Regions from separate parts of the Homo sapiens genome. Here region 1 is linked to region 2. Evidence: chromatin loops called from intact Hi-C (ENCODE). Cell type or tissue: heart left ventricle. All regions are shown on one strand.

Region 1 (8,000 bases), 720 kb after region 2:
CTAGTTTAAACAACTGTTGGGAGACACTTATACAAGAATATTTTCACATTTCTGCACAGTTCAGGCTTTCTAAGCAAAAAACACTAGGAAACTAAGTTAAAAGATGACTGAATGTCAGAAACGCCTCCGAAGTTAGTGTATTGCTCCAGAGAAATTTAGAGGCTGATTTTCCCAAAAGCTGTTTGCTTATATTCTAGGGTAATAAAACATAGAGTCATCTTTCTCCTGGAGGCATTTGCTTACAATTCATAGTAAAGTGCTCTCTCCTTCTCTGGAGGGAAAGATGGGCTAAAGTGCCACCACCCAATATACCACCTGAGTCTCATCATTCCAGAGCTCCCTCCTGTGATGCAGCTCTGCCAGCTGTGCAGGTCAACACCCGGCTCTCATCACGTTGCCCTGTGAGGAACTGGGTTGTGGGGAACTGGCATTACAATGTTCTGTGAGTGATAAATGGTCTGCTCTCTGGTCCAGAGATCTCAGGTTTTCTGTCAGAATAGAGATATAAATATAAAACAGCAACCCCTGCTAGTGGCAGCAGCCTGAAGTTTTGTGTGATGATTCCACCTCTGTGTGAATTCCACAGGGGAAACCTCCAATTTCTACAACTTTTCCTCAGACCCCTTAGCATCTGTATTACTCCATCCCCAGACTCTGGCTTGAGACTGTTTTCTTTCTACTACTAAGAATATCCAGTTATTGTTTTTCTTGTTGTAGAGTTTTCGACCTCTCATATGAAGTACAGTGGCCGAAGCATCAAGGTAAGATTAGTGCTAGCATTTTTGACTTGAGAATTAAAACCAAACAACTCTATTCACTAATTTAGAACCAAATCCTCAGCAATTACACTTGACCCTTCAACAATGCAGGGGGTAGGGTCACTGATGTCCCCAACACAGTCAAAAATCCACACATAAGCTTTGATTCCCCCAAAACTTAGCTACTAATAGCCTACCGGTTGTTTTGTTTTGTTTTGTTTTGTTTTGTTTTGTTTTTTGAGACAGAGTCTCACTCTGTCACCCAGGCTAGAGTGCAGTGGTGCAATCTCGGCTCACTGCAAGCTCCGCCTCCCGGGTTCACGCCATTCTCCTGCCTCAGCCTCCCGAGTAGCTGGGACTACACGCACCCGCCACCACGCCCGGCTAATTTTTTGTATTTTTAGTAGAGACGGGGTTTCTCCATGTTAGCCAGGATGGTCTCGATCTCCTGACCTCGTGATCCGCCCGCCTCGGCCTCCCAAAGTGCTGGGTGTTCTGTTTTGTTTTGTTTAGAGACAGGGTCTCGCTATGTTGGCCACGTTGGTCTTGAACTCCTGGCCTCAAGCAATACTCCCCCTTAGCCTCCCAAAGTGCTAGGGTTACAGATGTTAGCCACCGCACATGGCTGCAGTAGCCTACTGTTGACCAGAGCCTTATAGATAACATAAACAGTTGATTAACACACACATTTTGTGTTATATGTATTATATGCTGTATTCTTACAATAAAGCCAAGAAAATAAAATGTTATTAAGAAAATCATAAGGGGCCAGGTGTGGTGGCTCACGCCTTAATCCCAGCACTTTGGGAGGCCAAGGCGGGTGGTTCACGAGGATAAGAGATCGAAACCATCCTGGCCAACATGGTGAAACTCCGTCTCTACTAAAATACAAAACATTAGCTGGGCATGGTGGCGGGTGCCTGTAGTCCCAGCTACTCGGGAGGCTGAGGCAGGAGAATTGCTTGAACCTGGAAGGTGGAGGTTGCAGTGACCCGACATCATGCCACCGGACTCCAGCCTGGCAACAGAGCAAGACTCCGTCTCAAAAATAAAACAAACAAACAAACAAAAAAAAAAAACAAAAAAAGAAAATCATAAGGAAGAGAAAATATATTTACTCTTCATTAAGTGGAAGTGGATCACCATAAAGGTCTTCATCCTCACTGTCTTCATGTTGAATAGGCTGAGGACGAGGAGGAACAGGAGGGCTTGGTCGTGCTGTCACAGAGGTAGCAGAGGAGGAAGAAAATCCACATATAGGTGGACTTGCGTAGTTTGAAGCCCTGTTGTTCAAGGGTCAACTGTATTTCTTGGAAAAACAACAACTCACATATAGTTCCTAGAGTAGCAAATCGTTCCTGGGAAAATTATGCCTTGCCATGTGCAGTGCTTTTCTGGAGTGTTTCTGTTCTTTACATAATGAGCTGAGTAGCTCCCTTAGACATTTTTTTTTTTTTGAGACAGAGTCTCACTCTGTTGCCCAGGCTGGAGTGCAGTTGGCACAATCTCGGCTCACTGCAACCACCACCTCCTGGGTTCAAGCGTTTCTCCTGCCTCAGCCTCCTGAGTAGCTGGGATTACAGGCACCTGCCACCACACCCAGCTAATTTTTGTATTTTTAGTAGAGATGGGGTTTCACCATGTTGGTCAGGTGGGTCTTGAACTCCTGACCTTGAGTGATCCGATTGCCTCGGCCTCCCAAAGTGCTGGGATTACAGGTGTGAGCCACCACACCTGGCCAGACATATTTTAATTTGTCTTTTTTCAACCTATTTAGAAATTAGGCAATTCTTTTCTTTCCCCCAGTGGTGGAAAGATTTTCCTAGCTGTCTAATTTATAAGTTTTTGGAAAGATATTTGCAATTCTTAGTTTCTCAACTACCTGACCCTTCTTTTCCTATGAGCCTTTGAGAAATACTTATGCATAGGTACTGCTTAGCATTGTAAAAGGAGTTTATTGACCTAAAAAATTGTAATGGCTGTTACTAGGCAGATGGTTAAGCACTGGATGAATCTGCCTTTATGTCCTAAGTCATTTTTGAGAAATGAGGAAAATCATCTAGACAGTAAAACTGGGGTCTACACTACATCTCATCTACTTTTAATGCCTAAGTTTCTAGAGTCAGGTTCCATTTCCTTCCTTCTTACACACAGGTGGCAATAGAATGAAAATTAAACATACATTTCTCAATTACTACCCATGACCCATGCCTATAAATATTGTGATATAAATAGGTATTGAATCTGTATACACAGGAAAAGACCACAATGAAAAGAAGCATAAAGTTAAGGAGTTTATAGCTTACTGCCCGCAAAGTTTAATATTATACATTGGGTTACACTGACCTCTACAGGATGATAATAAAAACTAGCTTAGTTTGAAACTAGAGGAGGGCAAAGGAGAAAGGAAAAACTAGCTTAGTTTGAAACTAGAGGGCAAAGGAGAAAGGAAAGCCATCCATTTGCCTGTCATCCACAAAAATGAAATTTTGTACATTTCATTCACAAACTAATTCAGCAAAACGATGGTGAGTAGTTGTGTTTCGGATATGAATTCTGAGTTAGTCAATAACTGGTAATTTTTGAGGTATTTTAACAGCAATTTTAAACTGTTTTCAGTGGGATTTCAAAAATCTTAAATCAATTCTATGGAAAGTAAAAAGAAAAAAGAAGAGAAATAAAATGCTTCTTATCTTAAATTTTTACCATTTACATTATAGGGCCTTCATTTAAAAATATATAACCATGAATATTTACATCTATAATAATCCTGGTTTTAAAACGTGTTGTTTTAAATTGGTTCTAAAAAAAATATTGGGAATGAGGTTTTAATTTTAAAAATTGTGATCTTTCCAGGCATAGTGGCTCATGCCTGTAATTCCAGCATTTTGGGAGGCAGAAGTGGGAGGATTGCTTGAGGCCAGGAGTTTGAGACCAGCCTGGGCAACATAGAGAGACCTTGTCTCTACTAAAATTTAAACATTAGCCGAGCATAGTGGCACATGCCTGCAGTCCCAGCTACTTGGGAGGCTGAGGTGGGAGGATCGCTTGAGCCCAGGAAGTCAAGGCTGCAATGAGCTGTGATTATGCCACTGCACCCCAGCCTGGGTGACAGAGCGAGATCTTGTCTCAAGAAGAAAAAAAAGAATTGTGATTTCCAGGATAGCTTTGAACTTTAAAAGCCTTCCTTAAGAGGATATTATAATCTCTTTAGACTACTTTAAACGAGTTAGCGTGATATTTATATATGTTTCTGCATTCACAGCTTTTTCTGTCTTCCTTTTAGTTCCTTCTGCCACCACTGTCACTCTTGCCCACGCGATCTGGTGTCCTTACTATCCCCCAAAATCACAAGTTTCCAAAAGAAAAAGAAAGAAACATTCCAAGTCTCACATCTTTTGTGCCTAAGCTCTCAGTGTCTGTTCGTCAATCTGATGAGCTCAGCCCATCAAACGAGCCTCCGGGAGCCCTAGTTAAGTCGTTGATGGATCCGACTCTCAGGTCTTCTGATGGCTTCATTTGGTCAAGAAACATGTGCTCTTTTCCTAAGACTAACCATCACAGGCAATGCCTGGAGAAGGAGGAAAACTGGAAATCCAAGGAAATAGAAGAATGTAACAAAATTGAAATCACTCACTTTGAAAAAGGGCAGTCTTTGGTGTCTTTTGAGAATTTGAAGGAAGGCAATATTCCTGCAGTTAGGGAAGAGGATATTGACTGCCATGGTAGTAAAACGCGAAAACCTGAAGAAGAGAACTCTCAATATCTTTCATCAAGAAAGAATGAGAGTTCAGTAGCCAAAAACTATGAACAAGATCCAGAAATAGTATGTACCATTCCAAGCAAGTTCCAAGAAACCCAGCATTCAGAAATAACTCCAAGCCAGGATGAAGAGATGAGAAATAATAAAGCTGCTTCAAAAAGAGTTTCATTACATAAAAATGAAGCAATGGAACCAAACAATATTTTAGAAGAGTGTACTGTACTTAAAAGCTTATCCAGTGTAGTCTTTGATGACCCCATTGATAAACTCCCAGAAGGTTGTAGCAGCATGGAGACAAACATAAAAATATCAATAGCAGAAAGAGCCAAACCAGAAATGAGTAGGATGGTGCCTCTTATCCACATCACCTTCCCTGTGGATGGAAGCCCCAAGGAACCAGTGATAGCCAAACCAAGCCTCCAAACAAGAAAGGGAACCATTCATAACAACCATAGTGTCAACATACCTGTACACCAAGAAAATGACAAGCATAAGATGAATTCCCATAGGAGTAAGTTGGATTCAAAGACCAAGACAAGTAAGAAGACACCTCAGAATTTTGTGATTTCTACTGAAGGTCCCATTAAGCCTACCATGCATAAAACCAGCATAAAAACACAAATTTTCCCGGCTTTGGGACTTGTGGACCCCAGGCCTTGGCAATTGCCCAGGTTTCAAAAGAAAATGCCACAGATAGCAAAGAAGCAATCAACTCACCGGACTCAGAAACCTAAAAAGCAATCATTTCCTTGCATCTGTAAAAATCCAGGAACACAGAAGTCATGTGTTCCTCTCTCTGTTCAACCGACAGAGCCAAGACTAAATTACCTAGATCTTAAGTATAGTGATATGTTCAAAGAAATCAATTCAACTGCTAATGGACCTGGAATCTATGAAATGTTTGGGACCCCTGTTTATTGTCATGTGCGAGAGACTGAAAGGGATGAAAACACGTATTACCGTGAGATATGTTCGGCTCCATCAGGCAGACGTATCACCAATAAATGTCGATCTTCACACAGTGAGAGGAAGAGCAATATCAGAACAAGACTTTCTCAGAAAAAAACACATATGAAATGCCCAAAGACTTCATTTGGCATTAAACAAGAGCACAAAGTCTTAATTTCTAAAGAAAAGAGTTCCAAGGCTGTACATAGCAACCTACATGACATTGAAAATGGTGATGGTATTTCAGAACCAGACTGGCAGATAAAGTCTTCAGGAAATGAGTTTCTATCTTCCAAAGATGAAATTCATCCCATGAACTTGGCTCAGACACCTGAGCAGTCCATGAAACAGAATGAATTCCCTCCTGTCTCAGATTTATCCATTGTTGAAGAAGTTTCTATGGAAGAGTCTACTGGTGATAGAGACATTTCTAACAATCAAATACTCACCACAAGCCTCAGAGATCTGCAAGAACTTGAAGAGCTACATCACCAGATCCCATTTATCCCTTCAGAAGACAGCTGGGCAGTGCCCAGTGAGAAGAATTCTAACAAGTATGTACAGCAAGAAAAGCAGAATACAGCATCTCTTAGTAAAGTAAATGCCAGCCGAATTTTAACTAATGATCTAGAGTTTGATAGTGTTTCAGATCACTCTAAAACACTTACAAATTTCTCTTTCCAAGCAAAACAAGAAAGTGCATCTTCCCAGACATATCAATATTGGGTACATTATTTGGATCATGATAGTTTAGCAAATAAGTCAATCACATATCAAATGTTTGGAAAAACCTTAAGTGGCACAAATTCAATTTCCCAAGAAATTATGGACTCTGTAAATAATGAAGAATTGACAGATGAACTATTAGGTTGTCTAGCTGCAGAATTATTAGCTCTTGATGAGAAAGATAACAACTCTTGCCAAAAAATGGCAAATGAAACAGATCCTGAAAACCTAAATCTTGTCCTCAGATGGAGAGGAAGTACCCCAAAAGAAATGGGCAGAGAGACAACAAAAGTCAAAATACAGGTTGGTATAATTAGAATCCAAGATTCATTGGGGTGGGAAGGACCTCAGAGACAATCTGGTTCAAACCCCTTATTTTCAAATGAGGAATTATAAACCCTAAACAATTAAATAGTTTTTTCAAGGTCTCACTGTTTGATCACAAGGTTGGAAATCAGGTCCTCTGACCCCCAGGCTAAGATGTTTTCATTATATTGACTCCCTTCTGGAATTTAGCTAGCTTGACATTGCAATGAAATCAGTTTGGTTAAATTAATTTAGCAAAACCATTCAAATAGGTCAGTATTTTATTCAATGATGACATTTTCAATCAACAGCATATCATTTCCAACTATCAGCAGATACATAATTATAGGCAAGACATTGCTCTAGGTATGTGAGATAGAAAGAAATGAACATGGCTCCAGAAGTGGCTCACCATTTTGTTCATAGGAAGACATGAAATGTACATTTCTCAGAGCCCCTACACCTGAGCATTTGCTCTCAGATGATTCACTACTTTAATGCAAAATTATTATTGATGCCTACTGTGCTTCTGGCAGTGGGCCAAGAACTAGGAGCATAGTGCTGTACAAGACTCGGCCATTGCTCTCATGGAAGTGTAAGCAAAAATCCTGAAATAAGATTTTTAAAAATTTTGTTTGGCATGAGAGTTGGCATGGAGTGGGGAAGAAGATCAACACATAGTCGGGTTTTCTTTGTTATCGTTTTCACTAAAGTACACAAGCCTCCCAAACTGAAATTTTAAAGACAGAAACAGTAGGTAAACTGAAATATTATTTATTGAACACTAACTCAGGTCATACTGCACTATATCCACACTATATCAGGATCAGGAATAATTTTTTTTTGAGATGGAGTCTTGCTCTATTGCCCAGGCTGGAGCGCAGTGCTGCGATCTCGGCTTGCTGCAAACTCCACCTCCTGGGTTAAAGCGATTCTCCTGCCTCAGCCTCCCAAGTAGCTGGGATTACAGGCACTCACCACCACGCCTGGATAATTTTTGTATTTTTAGTAGAGACGGGATTTCACCATCTTGGCCAGGCTGGTCTTGGAACTCCTGACCTCGCGATCCACCTTCCTCGGCCTCCCAAAGTGCTGGGATTACAGGCGTGAGCCACGGCGCCCAGCCAGGAATAATTATTTTAAATAATTATTGGTCAGAAGAACATACAAGGTAAATAATTATCCCATAGCTTCCTGGACTGTTTGCTAGAGATACTAGTCTGACTTACTGCAAGTCTGGCTTGTGGATGGTAAACTGGCTTCCTGTTTTGGTTACTGTAGATAATGGGTTGATTTCCTGGGTTGGTTGCTGCACATTGTAGGTCAGAGTTCTATTTTTATATATGATCTGGCCATTGTTGGTTTGTATATTATCTCTCAGTACATATGTGTATGTATATATATGATATATATGTGTGCATGATATATATTTATGTTTATGTGTGTGTACATTTGTGTGAACACATATGTGAATATGTGTGTATGAGTTTGTGTGTCTC
Region 2 (8,000 bases):
TGCACATGCATTCATACATCCATTTTTCACAAAAATGGGAACAGACTATACATCCTACTTTCAAAACTTGCTTTTGTACCTTGGCAATAATATTGCCGATACTTTTGCATGAGAGAATACATACAGCGAACTCACTCTTTTTTCATATTAAATACTGTAACATTTCATATTTAAATAATTTCATTAGAGAATAGTTCCTAAGATTGTAAAAGAATTCCCAGATTTCCCAAATGATCTTAACTTTTATTACACTGCTTTCTCTGTGTGTGTGTGTGTGTGTGTGTGTGTATACACCCATATATATACATATATATCACTGTGTTTTTTGGAACTGTTTGAAAGTGAATTTCACATGATATTCCTTTAACCCAAAATAATTAGTGTCTATTTCCTAACAACAAGGACTTTTATAATATAATCAAAGTAGAATAAAAGCCAGAAAATTAACAATACAATAGTATTATCTAATCTACAGTTAATTTAAATTTTGCCAAGTGTCCCACTAATGTCCCTTATAGCAAAAGATAAGAAAAATGTTTCCCTTCAAGTCCAGAATCCAGACTAGAATCAAGGGCTGCATTTTGTTGTCATGGCTCTTTAATCTTCTTTAATCTGAAGCAGAACAGCACAGTCTCTTCTTTCTTTCATGACTTTGACATTTCTGAAGATTTGTTTTGGAAGATCAGTTATTTTGTAGACTGTCCCTCAATTTGGGTTTGTCTGCTGTCTCCTCATTAAAAAGTTCATGTTATATATTTGGGAAAGGAACACCAGAGAAGTAATGTGTCCTTCTCAATGGATCACATCAGAAGGAACCTGACGTCTATCTCTCATCACAGTATTGGTGATATTTACTTCGACTGCTTTGTTAACATGGTGCCTATCAGGTTTCTCCACTGTAAATTACAATTTTTTTCCTTTGTAGTTTTAAGTATCTTGTAGGGAGATACTTTAAAAAAAAATTATGCTTTTCCTCAGAATTTCACCCACTAGTTTTGTAGCCTCTAGTGGTGACTCTTGCCTGATGGTTTTCTTGGTGGTGATCTTTTAATTTCACGATTCTACATTTATCACTTTATATTACACTAAGGTAAGACAGTTTCATTTTCCATTTATTGATTTTTATCAGTATGGACTCATGAATTCTTATTTTATTCTATGGATGATCATTCATTTCTATCATTGTTTTATGCCCCAAACCTCCACTCCTGATCCTGTATTCTTCAAGACGTCCCTATTTTTCTTCCATCCCTTCCTTACTTTCTGGCATAGCCAAGATGGCCTACACCCATCTGGTACTTTCCCTGCACCAACTCTGGCAACAGTTATTTTTCTAAGGAGCCCTAGTTCCTTTTAATGGAGACTGGTTATTTACAAACTACCATTTCAATAGTAGGTTTATCTTATTCTTTTCAGTATTACACACTTAAGGGCATTTTCCTAAATGGCACAGTAATAATCAGTTACCCACTGGTGAATGTCAAGACTGTTCACAGTTTTTCAATATTACAACAGGAAAAAAGAAATATTGTACACATATTTTTGCACTTATTATTTAATTTTTACTGGGTAAAGTTCCAGAAGCATATCTGTGGATCAAATTCTACATTTTGAAAAATGTCTCCAAAGTGCATTCCAAAGAGCTGTACCAATTTACACTACCACAAAGAGAGTCCCAGAGCTTATAACTTGATCTTTGCCAAACTATTACTACGGCAGATTATTGGTCTTCCTGAATTTTCCCAATTATATAGATGAAAAGTAGTTTTATATTTTCATCTGTTTAATGGCCATTGGTAGTTTGTGAGCTGATCTGTAATAACCTTTGTTCCCCCTCCTTTTGTTTTTTTTGAGACAGGGTCTCACTCTGTTACCTAGGCTGGAGTACAGTAGTGTGATCACAGCTCACTGCAGCCTCTACCACTCAGGGTCAAGCAATCCTCCTGGTTCAGCCTCCCAAGTAACTAGCGCTACAGGTGTATACCACCACACCTGGCTAATTTTTAATTTTTTTATAGAGATGGAATCTCATTATGTTGTCTAGGCTGCTCTTGAACTCCTGGACTCAAGTGATCCTTTCTCCTTGGCCTCCCAAAGTGCTGGGATTTTTTTTATTTTTATTTATTTTTTTTGAGACGGAGTCTTGCTCTGTTGCCCAGGCTGGAGTGCAGTGGGGCGATCTTGGCTCACTGCAAGCTCCGCCTCCCAGGTTCACGCCATTCTCCTGCCTCAGCCTCCCAAGTAGCTGGGACTACAGGCGCCCACCACCACGCCCAGCTAATTTTTTGTATTTTTAGTAGAGACGGGGTTTCACCATGTTAACCAGGATGGTCTCGATCTCCTGATCTCGTAATCCTCCCACCTCGGCCTCCCAAAGTGCTAGGATTACAGGCGTGAGCCATCGTGCCCGGCCGGAAGTGCTGGGATTACAGTCGTAAGCCACCATGCCCAACCTGTATCTTTTAAAAAAAGTTAAAACCTGGCTGGGTAAAGCGGCTCAAGCCTATGATCCCAGCACTTTGGGAGGCTGAGCCAGGTGGACCGCTTGAGCTCAGGAATTTGAGACTAGCCTGGGCAACACGGCAATACCCCATCTCTATAAAAAAAAAAAAAAAAAAAAAAAATTAGTTGGGCATGGTGGTGTGCATGCGGTCTCAGCTACTCAAGTGGCTGAGGTGGGAGGATGGCTTGAGCCCAGGAGATGGAAGCTGCAGTAGGCCCAGAACATGCCACTGCACTCCAGCCTAGGTAACAGAGCCAGACCCTGTCTCTAAATGATGAGCCCAGGAGGTTGAGGCTGCAGTAAGCTGTGACTGTGCAAATGCAGTCCAGCCTGGTGTCAGAGGGTAACCTTTTCTCAACAAAAGATAAAACCTTTTAATTCTATAAAATTTCAAGTATATAAAAGTATAGATAGAAAAGCATAATGAAATTCCATGTACCCATCATCCAGGTTCAACTGTGATCGCCCTGGCTTTGTTTTTCCTGAAGTATTTAAAGCAAATCTCAGCATTTTACTTGTAAATATTTCAGTATACAAACATTTATATCTAACGGACAACTCTTTTTTTTTTTTTTTTTTTTTTTTTAATTTTAGACAGAGTCTCGCTCTGTCACCCAGGCTGGAGTGCAAGGGCACGATCTCAGATCACTGCAACCTCTGCCTCCTGGGTTCAAGCAATTCTACTGCCTCAGCTTCCTGAGTAGCTGAGATTACAGGTGCCCGCCACCACGTCCAGCTAAGTTTTGTATTTTTAGTAGAGACGGGGTTTCTCCATGTTGGCCAGGCTGGTCTCAAACTCCTGACCTCAGGTGATCTGCCCGCTTTGGCCTCCCAAAGTGCTGGGATTATAGGCATGAGCCACTGTGCCTGGGTTTTTTTTTTTTTTTCAAAGAGTTGGGGTCTCCCTCTGTTGCTAGGGGGCAGCGCAGTGGCATGATCATAGCTCACTGCAGCCTTGAACTCCTGGGATAAAGCAATCTTGCCTCAGCCTCCTGAGTGGCTGGGACTACAGGTGCACACTGCCATGGCCGAATAATTTTTTGTATTTTTTATAGAGACAGGGTTTCACCATGTTACCCAGGCTGGTCTCGAACTCCTGCGTTCCAGGTCTGCCTTAGCTTCCCAAAGTGCTGGGATTACAGGCATGAGCCACTGCGCCTGGCCTTAAAAAATGTCTTTTGATCATTCAATATCCAAATAAGATCCATACATTATATCTGATATTATACCTCTTGAGTCTCTTTTAATGTATAACAGACCAAGCTCCTATTTCAAAATGCCATCTATTCAAGTAACAGGGCCAATTTGTCAAGTAAAATGTCCCACTGGTATCAGGTATCAGGTAATTTGTTTTTGTTTCTTCTTATATTTCCCATAAACTAGTAGCTAGGGTTAGAGGCTTGAATAGATTCAAATTTCGGTAAGAGTATATCATAAGTAATGCTGTGTACTTCCTTCTATACCACATGAAGAGGTAAATAATGTTTGGCTGGCCCACTTTTAGTGATGTTACAACTGATCAGTGGATTCAGGGCTGTCTCTCTAATTCATCCATTTAAAATACCTCTCAAAATTTTTTTTTAAAGTGAGCAGTTTCTCAACCAAAACTTTTTAATCTAATATTTTTAGGATCTGCTGATGATTTTCTGGCAATTTTCTAATTCTACCATTGCTTCTGCATTTATTAACTGGATTATTCTACAGAGAACATTCCCTTATCAACTATTTGGTTACATTAATATATAGTCATATGGGAAAGGTAGGATAAATGCTTATTTTTCTTCACCAAATTTTAGATCTAGTTTATCTTTTTAAGTTAGAAAACACTTTTTTGAATACGCAGAAGTTAGCAAATAATATTTAAACACTGATTCTTTTTTTCCTCCGTCTTTTTTTTTTGAGACAGAGTTACACTCTTGTTGCCCAGGCTGGAGTGCAATGGCACGATCTTGGCTCACTACAACCTCCACTCACCTGGGTTCAGGCGATTCTCCTGCCTCAGCCTCCTGAGTAGCTGGGATGCATGCTACCACCATACCCGGCTGATTTTGTATTTTTGCATGTGCCACTACACCCAGCTGATTTTGTATTTTTAGTAGAGATGGGATTTCACCATGTTGGTCAGGCTGGTCTGAAACTGGGTGATCCCCGTGCCTCAGCCTCCCAAAAAGTGCTGGGATTACAGGGGAGAGCCACCGCGCCTGGCCCAAATTCTTTTATTAATCTGGCTGACGGGATTTCAAATTCAAGCCTTATAAGTCAATCTTAGGTAACAAAAATGTAACGTTTCAAAATGATAATGAACAAAACCATCTTACCTGGACAATATTGTCTACACTGCTAAATTCTACACACTTCTGTCCTCTCTGGTGATCACAGTAATATTTGTTTTGTTTCCACTGCGGGGGTGAGTGGGCACAAGATTGTGGATTGTTTGGTACACTGAGCTGCATCATCACCATCCCCCCACCAGGTGGCGGTGGTGGTCCAGCTGAAAATCAGAATTTAGGATGCTATAGTCAGAATATTTTAGCAACTAGTTGGTGTTTCTGAACACTAGGATAACAGTAGTAATTTTACATTTCTGAATAAAATTTTACTATTAACTAAGAAAACCAGGTTGAAGCCCTAGTGCATCACACTACAAGTATTGTGTGTTTAAACAGGCATTAAGATGGACTCTGTAGGCCTAAACATCTCACTTATCATAAAGGTAATTTGGAGTAAACAGGAACAGCTGGAAGAGTAATGACAGAAGGCATAGGAAATAACCCTAGAGAGTATCAATACTTCTGAGAAAGGAGAATCAGGATAGTACTGTGATAGCAGCAGTAGAAGGAAAGGAAGAAGTGGACTGCACATGTTAACTATGATTCAGTACAGCACCCTCAATATTGTGGGTGTATTTCAGCACATCACAAATTGAGAAGCTTTTTGTAGAAATGCCTAAGGAAAGTAATCGAACTATTTCTCATATGAACCAATCATCTTATTTTCACTGATTTCTTTATACCTGTACATTGGTGGCCTTGAAGCTGCTGGGAACTGCATGGTGAAGTGGTTCGAGGAAATTGTACTTGTTCTGATCCTGGATGTTGCAGGTAACCTACTGAAGAGCTATGGAAAAAACAAAAAAACAGCATAATGAGAGGAGGATGACTATAAACATTCTTGAATGGGCTGGGCGCGGTGCTCACGCCTGTAATCCCAGCACTTTGGGAGGCCAAGGCGGGCGGATCACGAGGTCAGGAGATCGAGAACATCCTGGCTAATACGGTGAAACCCCATGTCTACTAAAAATACAAGAAATTAGCCGGGCGTGGTGGCAGGTGCCTGTAGTCCCAGCTATTCAGGAGGCTGAGGCAGGAGAATGGTGTAAACCCAGGAGGCAGAGCTTGCAGTGAGCCGAGATTGCGCCACTGCACTCCAGCCTGTGCGACAGAGCGAGACTAATTACTAAGAATAGAGGAAACAACAGAACATGTTCTGACATAGTTAACAAAATATTGACAAAAATTAAAGGCTATTAGTGTGAAACCATTAAGTTACTGCTGTATTTTTGAACAGTTAGTTTTTTTTTTTTTTTTTTTTGAGACAGAGTTCTGCCCTGTCACCCAGGCTGGAGAGCAGTGGTACGATCTCAGTTCACTGCAACCTCTGCCTCCAGGCTTCAAGCAATTCTCCTGCCTCAGCCTCCCAAGTAGCTGAGATTACAGGTGTCTGCCACCACACCCGGCTACTTTTTGCATTTTTAGTAGAATGGGGTTTTGCCATTTTGGCCAGGCTGGTCTTGAACTCGTGACCTCAAGTGATCCTCCTGTCTCAGCTTCCCCACATGCTGGAATTACAGGTGTGAGCCACTGCACCTGGCCTGAGCAGTCTTTCAGACTCAAATTAATATGGGGTTTGTCATAACATTATCTCTGAAGTTTTTTCTAGAATTTTTTTATAATAGTTAAAAACCACAGAATGATACTATTCTGAGAATTCATGAGTAACTGAGAGCCATAATTTATATCTAAAACTCTATTGTCTTTGTCATTTTAAAAAGCTGTCTTACAAAAACAGTATTTCTTAATTTAGTTGGAATAACTTTTTGCACCTGTGTCTCGTATAATTGCATTAAACTTTATACAAAACTACTGAATTACAGAGAATACAGGAAGACATGTTAAATGACAGTATGATGACGCAATCGGTAAAATCCAGAATATGGGAAACTCTAAGACAAATGTGTAAAAACATAAGCAATATTTGCGGGGCAGAAGGAAATACAAATATTAACTGGATATTTGATGTAATTAATGAATTAACCTCAATATTTTAAGATATAAAATGATATTATGTGGGATTTAAAAAATCCTTCAGGGATACATATGCTGAAATACTCATGGATATGAAATACTATGATGCCTGGGATTTATTTCAAACTAATATTGGAGGGAGAAGAGGCAGAGATTTATATGAAAACAGATTAGTAATTACATAATTGGTGATGGGCATATATGGGTTCAGTATACTTCTGTTTATATTTATATATGTTTACAGATTTCCATAATAAAAAGTTAATTCTGTCTTTCAGGCTGACAGTTAATAAGAATTAGTAAAGCTTTATGCCTTTTTAGGGGCAGTAACTCAGAGCGGTTCAATAAAAGGGAAAAAGAGATATAAAGGGAGGATTTAATAGAAAGTGATTTTGGATCATAAGTGAAAACAGTACTTTCTGAAATTTATGTTAATTATGGTTGTAATGTGTAATATAAGTATTAGCTACCTGTGGAAATAATACAGCTTAAGTCTGTAAATGTGCCGAAATTGAGGAAAACAGAAAGGTCCCCAGAGGTGGAAGGTTTTTTAGGCTCTGTTCTAACCCATGTGAACAGCTCTCCTGAGCCATGCCCCTCACTCTGATCTTGTTTGCTAAGGTCTGAGACATGTGGGTGAAAGCAAGCCATCCTGCAAAGGGAAGGGAATACTCAGGTCGGTCACTGAAGTAAGCAATATAGCCCATACTCTACTAAATTACAAACTGCGATTTCATTTTACCACTCTAGTGGGTTTCTAGCACTAGATTACCCGTTAGGTAAATGAGTAAGAATCAAGTTTTAGAATTATGTAAATGAGTTCCAGGCCTCTACTTATCTTCTGAGAGACGTATAGATAATTCAAGGGACATAGACTAGGCAATGAGACACCCTCTTAAATCACTTAAACACTTTAGAAAAAAGAAAGCACAGAAGTCAGTATTTACACTCTCTCTTTAAAAATACAAATATATTATACCAGAGATGAATCAGTTCTATAGTAATTTCACAAGTTTCTCCTCCTTTGGAAGACAGGAGGGAAAGAAGGACTTTTAAAGTAAAGCACCAGGCCTAGTCATTCAAAGTTGATATCCTACCCTTTAACAGAAAAATGAAACATCAATCTCAAATAATCCCATTTATCCCCAAACTTCCTGAAAAGTCCTGACATAAAACTATGAATGGGCCAGCCC

The links. Hi-C counts contacts between places; a loop is a spot of excess contacts. Peaks named below come from ENCODE experiments on the same cell type or tissue, not always from the same donor. Only the 100,000 strongest peaks of a DNase experiment are listed, where the experiment ranks them.
Region 1: a loop joins it to region 2, with 9 times the contacts of the local background. A loop is called at or near these places in 40 of 110 quality-filtered maps.

What each region holds. Positions count from the first base shown.
Region 1 is chr2:134,984,298-134,992,297 of GRCh38, reverse strand. It overlaps MAP3K19 (mitogen-activated protein kinase kinase kinase 19), which reads left to right. Exons shown (of 13, transcript NM_025052.5): 9 at 718-761; 10 at 4,045-6,498. Among named protein-coding and RNA genes, the nearest start is that of MAP3K19, 59 kb to the left of the region's middle. In heart left ventricle, a CTCF peak has its summit at 3,118 (motif pointing left); no DNase peak of the experiment used is centred here.
Region 2 is chr2:135,707,053-135,715,052 of GRCh38, reverse strand. It overlaps R3HDM1 (R3H domain containing 1), which reads right to left. Exons shown (of 27, transcript NM_001378107.1): 22 at 5,517-5,620; 23 at 4,822-4,994. Among named protein-coding and RNA genes, the nearest start is that of UBXN4, 31 kb to the left of the region's middle. In heart left ventricle, no CTCF peak of the experiment used is centred here; a DNase peak (open chromatin) is centred at 4,962.